2 separate regions of the Homo sapiens genome follow, and region 1 is linked to region 2. The links are chromatin contacts, found by Hi-C or POLR2A ChIA-PET in ENCODE. All regions are on one chromosome and are shown on one strand. Each heading gives the region's core, a stretch centred on a gene start or an enhancer-like site at or near the end of the contact. The rest is flanking DNA. Distances are from core to core; before and after follow the strand shown.

Region 1 (4,324 bases), core at 773-3,272, 310 kb before region 2:
CACTTTAAGCTTGAATAGCTACAAGGAATACGACTTCCAGTATATAGTAAACATCACCATTTTAAAATAAAACTGTTTCATTACTCTCTTAAATGTAAAACCTGGATAGTGAGATAGACCATGGGCAGGTGAGATGGAAGCAACATTAGGATGGAAATCCTTTTTAAGGAGCTGAGATCTAAATGGCCCATCATCATCCATGGAAAGTAGAAAAGGGAGGAACACTTTAGGCAGAGGGAAGAAGTGCAAGCCCTGAGGCAGAAACAACCTTGACTTGTTTGAAGAAGAGGAAAATGGCAGTGTCAGGAACATAGCAAATAGGGGAAAGCCTAGTAGGAGAAAGGCTGTGAGGAGCAGGCAGGGCTGGATCATGTGAACTCTGGAGGCCATCTGTGTCGACTGTTTTCCCTTTGCCTCTCCACATTCTCTATCCTTATGGCCCTACTCTGAGCCACGGGAGCTCGACCTGCACAGGCTATGTCAACAGACTCCATTGACTGCTAACTTCTAGATGTGTTTAGCCCGGGATGTGCTCCTGCAGGTCTGAAGTGGGAAAAGGGGAAGGCCGCGGTGTTTATTCCCTTCATTCTCTTCTTGCGGGCCTCTCTGTTTCTGGGTACTGATTTCTTCCCATACCCCGCACCCTTTCCTGCCTCTGAGTGGTGGTACCACCTGCTGTTGCAGCCTAGGGCACGGCACTAGGGTTTCCCTAGACCCTCCCCACCTTGTGGTTTTCCTATACCCTCCCTACTGTGGTAAAATGTGCCTGTATTTAACTGTCCTCCAATTATCCTAATTCATGTGTGTCTCCTGGGATCTGTTGCTACACCATGATGAGGTGTGTAATTTTGTTAGTAGTATTCTTAAGTCATTTGGTAATAATCTTTCATCCTGTGAAGCTACAACATGGATTTTTTTAAACTCTTGTTTCCAAGTGCCTAATACAGTGTTATAGGAAATGCTTAGTGACTGCATACACCATGCACAACAGAGCCAAGTGTACTTGAGAGACAACTGGTCCGTTGAGAACAAAATGCATTTGGAGGCCATGAAGTTCAAGTTGAGAGCAGCATTCCCATGCACACCTCTCTCTGGGGAATGCAGCCAGTCCCTGCAAACCCCATTCCCCTCTCCAGGTTAAAAAGTTCCTCTTCACCCTGATGTTAGTTTGAAAAGTTTCGGCCATAACCATATTTAGTTATATTTAGGGAGAGGGGAGTGGTGGGTCAAAGGCTTAAAAAAAAACCCAAGAATGTATATATACTTAAGTAGCTAACAGTTTACTCCTAACATGCTTGTCTGGGAAAGCCTCTACTGGAGATCACGTGACAACAAAACAAAACACCCTTTCTCTTCATTTGGGTGGACAACTGGTTTAGTTTGATTAAATCTCAAACCAAGAATCATCATGTAAACTCATGGCTTAGTTGTCACACTGTGGAAGCCTTAAGCAGCTACAAAACTGCTGCTGATAGGAGACTAGTCCACACTCATCACTGCAAGTCACAGCTGTCTTGTTGTTTTTTAAGCGGGTTTCCTTCATCAAGATAATATAAATTTATGATAAAATGAAATTTACAGACAGCCCAGAGAGGAAGCAGGAGGTAAGAGTGAATTGCCTGGTTAAAAACAGGAACATGTGCAGAGGAGAAAGTTTCCCTGCTCTTGGAAGCCAAGCCAGGTTCCCAGTACCCTGACCAGCTGCTCCCATTTGGAAAAACCCTGGCACAAGATACCATACCAGACGTTCTGCACATGCCTCCTGAGAAAGCCAGAGAAGGCTGAGAAGTATATGGGCCCATGAAAATAAGAAGCAAAGAGGAAAGGGTGTAGAAGTTGGTTAAAAATAAAACTTATCAGATGAGAATTAGGTCCTGAGAATGTTATCTCTCCCCACAGGAGGGTGGAAAAGAAAATAGGCATGTCAAGGAGAACACAGGCCACAGGATGAATAAGCATAAAAATAGGAGGAAATGATCAAGCAAACATGCCAAACAGCCAGAGGACGCCTCTCATCCTAGAAGTGCTGACTTTCCAGGATTGCTCGCCTTCCCTCACCTACTCCCCCAAGAGAATGAGTCAAGGCCAAAAACCCTGGCCAAGGAACTGTTTCCCGGAAAGAGAGACTTTTTTTCCTCTATACCTTTTTGGACTATTTCCATTTTTCCCCCATGTGCCTAGATTACCTTTTAAAAAAAAAAAAGTAAATGTTTATGGAAACAGTTATTGGAATATTCCTACTCCCAGCATTTTATGACAAGTAGGCTAGTCCCCTAGAGAATCTGGAAACTCCAGATAGTTGGTGAACACTTAAATCCTCCCCCAGCTGCTCCCTACTGCTCCCCTTGTCCACACCCAGCCCTGGCTGCAGCCCTGAAGTGAAGAGGCTTGCTGGGAACCCCCATGCTCCATCCCTGTAGCTTTTCAGAGATCTGTGAACTTGATCTACTCCCTAAGCTCACTTCAAAACATGCACCCAGTCATAAGGGATATGCGGTTTCCCTCAAATAAAAGGCACAAAACAAAGACTACAAGCATACCTCATTTCACTGTGCTCCACTTTCTTCTGCTTCATAGATATTTTTTCTAGCAACTCTGCATTAAGAAGACTACTGGAACCATTTTTCCACAGCACATGCTCACTTCGTGTCTCTGTCACATTTTTGGTAATTCTTGCAGTATTTCAAACTTTTTCATTATTATATTATCTGTTATGGTGATCTGTGACCAGCGATCTTTGATGTAAACTATTGTAATTATTTCGGGGTCCCAAAAACTGTGCCCATATAAGATGATGAACTTAATTGATAAATTTGGTTTGTGTTCCAACTGCTTCACCAACTGGCTTTTGCCCTCTCTTGGCCTCCCTATTCCCTAAGACACAACAATCTTGCAATTAGGCCAATTAATAATCCTACAATGACCTCTAAGGGTTCAAGTGAAAGGAACAGTCACACATCTCCAACTTTAGGTCAAAAGTTAGTTGGTGAGGAAGGTATGTCGAAAGTTGGTGAGGAAAGTATGTCGAAAGCTAAGATAAGCCAAAAGCTAGGCCTCTTGCACCAGTTAGCCAACTCGTGAATGCAAAGGAAAAAGTCCTGGAAGAAAACTAAAAGTGCTACTCCTGTGAACAAATAAGCAAGTGAAAACAGCCTATGGTTGATATGGAGAAAGTTTGAGTGGGTTGGATAGAAGACCAAGCCAGCTACAACATTCCCTTTAGCCAAAGCCTAATCCAGAGCCAGCCTCTTTCAATTCTATAAAGGCAGAGAGAGGTGAGGAAGCTACAGAAGAAAAGTTGGAAGCTAATAGAGGTTGGTTCATGGGGTTTAAGTTAAGAAGCCATCTCTATAACATAAAAGTGCAGAGTGGAGCAGCAAGTGTTGATGTTGAAGCTGCAGCAAGTTCTCCAGAAGATCTATCTAAGATCATTGATAAAGGTGACTACACTAAACAACAGTGTAGATCAAACAGCCTTCTGTTGGAAGAAGATGCCATGTACGACTTTCACAGCTAGAGAAAAGTAGTCCACCCGATTTCAAAGCTTCAAGGGACAGGCTGACTCTCTTGTTTGGAGCTAATGCAGTTGCTGACTTTAAGTTGAAGCCAATGCTCATTTGCCATTCTGAAAATCCTAATGCCTTTAAGAATGATGCTAAATCTACTCTGCCTGTGTTCTATAAATGGAACAAAGCCTGGATGACAGCACACATGTTTATACCATGGTTTATTAAATATGTTAAGCCTACAGTTGAAACCTATTTCTCAGAAAAAAAGATTTCTTTCAAAATATTACTCCTCATTGACAATGCACCTGGTCACCTAAGAGCTCTGACGGAGGTGCACAGAGATTAATGTTGTCTTCATGCCTGCTAACACAACTTCCATTCTACAGTACATGGATCAAGGAATAATTTTGACTTTCAAGTCATATTTAAGAAATACATCTCATAAGGCCATAGCCGCCATAGTGATTCTTCTGATGAATGTGAGCCAAGTAAATTGAAAACCTTCTGGAAAGAATTCACCATTCAAGATGCCATTAAAAACACTGATTTGTGGAAGGAGGTCAAAATATCAACATTAACAGGAGTTTGGAAGAAGTTGATTGCAATACTCATGGACATCGTTGAGAGGTTTAAGACTCCAGTGGAGAAGGAAGTGCAGATGCAGTGGAAACAGCAAGAGAACTCGAATCAGAAGTGGAGACTGAAGTTGAGACTGAATTGCTGCAATCTCATGATAAAACTTGAACAGATAAGTTGCTTTTCATGGATGAGCAAAGAAAGTGGTTTCTTGAGATAGAGTCTGCTTCTGGTGAAGA
Region 2 (3,967 bases), core at 1,122-3,621:
GGAGACCAGTCCACAGACTGCTATCTACCCACAATCCATCACTGGTTAGCAACAAGAAAAGCACAGAAACAGTGTTGGGAACTACTATGACAATTTTTCAAAGCAATTTAATATTTATCAAATCTAACAATAAAAAATTAGAGCTTGTGTTTTGAATGTTGTTTTCCTTTTCATTTTTCTAGTATTTTATTTCTGTTGTATTTTATGTATTTATCCAAAGGAAAAGAAATAATTATATTGAAGAAACTCCTGCACCCCCACGTTTATTGCAGCACTGTTCACAATAGCCAAGATACAGAATCAACCCAGGCATCCAACAACAGACGAGTGGATAAAGAAAATGTGGTACATACACACAATGGAGTACTATTCAGCCATAAAAAAGAATGAAATCAAGTCATTTGCAGCAACATGCATGAAACTGGAGGACATTGTGTTAAGTGAAATAAGCTAGAGACAGAAAGTTAAATACCACGTTCTCACTCATATGTGGAAACTTCAAAAAAAAAAACGTTGGTAAAGGTAAAAGTAGCACAGAAGATACAAGAAGCTGGGAAGGGTAGGGGGAAGGGAGGGATAGGAAGAGATTTGTTAAAGGACACAAAATTACAGCCAGATAGGAGGAATAAGTTCTAGTGTTCTATACCACCATAGGATGACTGTAGTTAACAATAATATGTCACATAGTTTTAAGTAGCTAGAAGGAGGATATTGAATATTCCCAACACAAAGAAATGACAAATGTTTGGGATGATGGATGTGCTGATTACCCTGATCACTACACTTTATAATACTGGAGCATCACTATGTACCACTGTGAATATGTACAATTATTATTTGTCCATTTAAAAATTTTTAAAGTTTTTTCTTTAAAAGATTATCAGTCCACAAGAGATTGGAAATAAAAAACAAAACAACATACGTAAGTCTTTCATTATGAATAGTTTGAAGTGCACTACTTTAAATTCCCCTCTTCACTCTGGCCCAAGCCCCTTGGCCATCCAGCAGGCAGGATCTCAGAGAAGGCAGGAATGCAGCTGTGCCTTCTCTGCAAGGAAAAGCAATGACTCAAGCAGAGGCAAAGCCTACTGTTCACACCGATGAAGAGAACCCATGCTTGGATCATTCAGGCAGAGGCAGGGCCTTGGACTTAAGTCTAATTGCCCCAAACATTCCAATATAGAAAAGATCTTAAGACCCATGGCATCCTGATGGAGTTAAGGACAAGTATTCCAAGCCAGTCAGGAAGCACTTCCAAGAGCAAATTTTTGGGCTGCATCCAGGGGTGAGTCAAGTGGTCCAACTGAGTTTGGGGGACTTGTAACATCTCTAGTCAGTGTTTCTCTATGCCATCTCCCTCAAATACCCCCTACACACATATGCGCACACACACACACACACACACTTATTCTTCATCCCTCCCTGGAGCTTGTCCACTTCTCTGAGCAGCACCAATTTCCTTGCAGCCAGTAGCAAGAGCACAGATGTGGAGAATGCATGGCTCCCACATTTCTTGATATAGACTTGAGGTCTTGCCTTATCCTCTCCAAGGAAGAGCTGAGGCCACTGGGAACATGGAGTGGGCCCATAGGCCATGGCAAAGCCTCCCAACTCTAAGTCCTTTCTGTGTAAGTCCAGAAAATGAAATATTGACATGGAAACATCTTTCAAAAAGAAAAAACATGTGGCTCTTTAATACATGAAAATTTAAAAGTATAAGGAAAAGAGGAGGAACAAATAAATGGAGAGCAAGGCAGAAAAGGAGGCAGGAAAAGAAGAGGGGATAGAGGGCTATAAATTTCATGAGGGCAAAGAACATGTCTGTGTCCCAGTGCCAAGCACAGTGCTGGGCACATAATGGCACTCAACTCAGATTCAGTTTGTTGAGTGAATAAAGAAAAGAAGGAAAAATTGACACAGGAGCAAGGAGGGAGAAGATGCTCAAGAAGCATGCAGCTGCCCAGATTCCTCCTGGCATTCTACCCGGGATCTCACTGCTGTCCCTCCGGCCCACAGGAGGAAGCAGGCAGCGGGGAGGGCCTGGCTGCACGGGGCACATGCTGTGGGCAGGGTGGTGGCTGCACATGGGCTCCTTCTCTAAAGCAAGGCTCCTTGTTGGTCTCCTTCTCTCTTTCTTTTTGATTCCTGAAAAACATTGTTTTAATGCAGGGAAGAGTCATTGATTTCATTTGAAACAATGCCCAACAGGATATGGCGTCTCAAACAGCTCCTTGGCCCTTGGCAATTGTTGTGTGCAGGTGTTTCATGCAAGTGCCGGGCAGCACGTACAGCACTGAGACCCAGGCAACACTGGGCGTAGGCCTGGAGAGTGGCCCAGGACACATGGGGCTTATGGCACCAAGCCCTGTGGCGTCTTCTACATTCCAAGAATTCAACTCCTTCCCACATGCCTCCCCCACCCCTTGCTAACCTCACTTCCAGCCCCCAGTCTGTAGTATAATAGGAATTGGGTTTTCCCTCTTGTTATTTCTTTTTTTTTTTTCTGAGACTCCCTCTTGTTATTTCTGTAACTCATAAGATAAAAACAAACCATAGTCCCAAAGAGAGAAATGTATCTGCACTAAACAGAATGGCAGTAAGGAAGAAGGAAGACTGCTTGGTAACGACATACAAAAACAGGACGGACTTTAACCAAAAAAGGCAATAACAAACATATGAACACTGATAGAGTAGAACAAAAAGTTTATCAATAAAAATCAGTGCATATACAAACATATTTTTAATCCAAGCTTCCAAGAGTAAAGTGGAAATAAGGAGTATTGCAGCATGAAGAAGTATCTCCAACCCATAGAACTTTACAAGTCGCCCTGGACAGAGTTCAACGGTCTCCATTATGCAGCAATTACACTACCAGCCATACACCCAACAGAAGCGAAAACACATATCTACAGGAAAATTTTTACATGGATATTTATAGCAACATTATTCACAATAACCAAAAAATTGAAACAACCCAAATTGAAACAATCAGTTGATGAATGGATAAATAACATGTGGTATATCCATACAGTGGTATGTTATTTGGCAATAAAAAGGAATGAATACATTGATGTAACAGGATGAAACATGACAAAATTACGCTAAGTGAAAGAAGCCACACACAAAGGATCACATATTGTATGATCCCTTTTTCTTTTTTTTGAAATGTCCAGAATAGACAGATCTATTGAGACAGAAAGTAGATTAGTGTTTGCCTACAGCAGGGAGGGGGATGGCAGGATGGGGGGGTGACAGCTAAGGGGATCAGGATTACTTTGGGGGGTAGTACAAAGATTCTAAAATTGACCATAGTGATGGTTGCTCAGCTCTGTAAATATACTAAAAGCTATTGAAACATATAAACTGGTAAATTGTATGGAATATGTCCATGTAAATAAAAGCATAAAAAAAAAGGACAGGTGGTTTCCCAAGCAGAGATAAGAAGGGTGTGGCACGGCCAATGGATTTCACGGACAAGGAAAGGGTAAGGGAAGCATGCTAAGTCTTGTAGTGTCAGGAGTGATTTTGTCACTCCTTTTTATCCTCACTGACTCTAAGTCTCTGCTCCAAGACTTCACCAAGAGGGTCCTAGAAAAGAACCCCTCTCTTTTCCCCCTGTGTTTTCATAATGTAAATGACTGATAAGTGCTTAAAGTGTTACCCTTTCAGAGATATTTCTATCTTCAGATCATAATCATAGGAATGTAGAATATTTGAGCCTTAGGAACAATCTCATCTGCTGGATTTTTGTGTACTCTCTGGAGCCCTTTCAGGGCTGTAAAGTTGGAGCCAAGAAGGGAAGGGCTGTGGGCAGTCATACATTTTAGAAAAACACCCTCTCTGGGTGGTTAAATAACATTTTGAGGGTTTAAAAGATAGAAACTCTTAGCCATCCAGAATGAATAAATTATCAAGAACAATTCAGCCCTGAAGTTTTTGAAGAATTGACATTTGACTGCTTTTCCCA

What was found. A loop is a pair of places that touch in the nucleus more often than their neighbours do. ChIA-PET counts read pairs that join two places held with the same protein, here RNA polymerase II (POLR2A). Pooled maps may share reads with other maps.
Region 1: a loop to region 2 is called in a map of cardiac septum, with 2.4 times the contacts of the local background. The contact joins two enhancer-like sites. A Hi-C loop is called at or near these places in 1 of 168 maps with a recorded cell type or tissue (cardiac septum) and 3 of 50 pooled maps. POLR2A ChIA-PET finds 5 or more read pairs at or near these places in 1 of 52 experiments (activated T-cell).

The regions. Positions count from the first base shown.
Region 1 is chr14:33,915,455-33,919,778 of GRCh38, forward strand. No RefSeq gene overlaps it. Among named protein-coding and RNA genes, the nearest start is that of EGLN3, 33 kb to the right of the region's middle. RefSeq lists an enhancer at 1,820-1,964 and a cis regulatory region at 1,883-1,890. Within about 2 kb of position 2,023, at least 4 of the 41 ENCODE cell types and tissues checked have a DNase peak (open chromatin) inside an H3K27ac peak, as active enhancers do.
Region 2 is chr14:34,229,525-34,233,491 of GRCh38, forward strand. No RefSeq gene overlaps it. Among named protein-coding and RNA genes, the nearest start is that of EGLN3-AS1, 190 kb to the left of the region's middle. Within about 2 kb of position 2,372, at least 3 of the 41 ENCODE cell types and tissues checked have a DNase peak (open chromatin) inside an H3K27ac peak, as active enhancers do.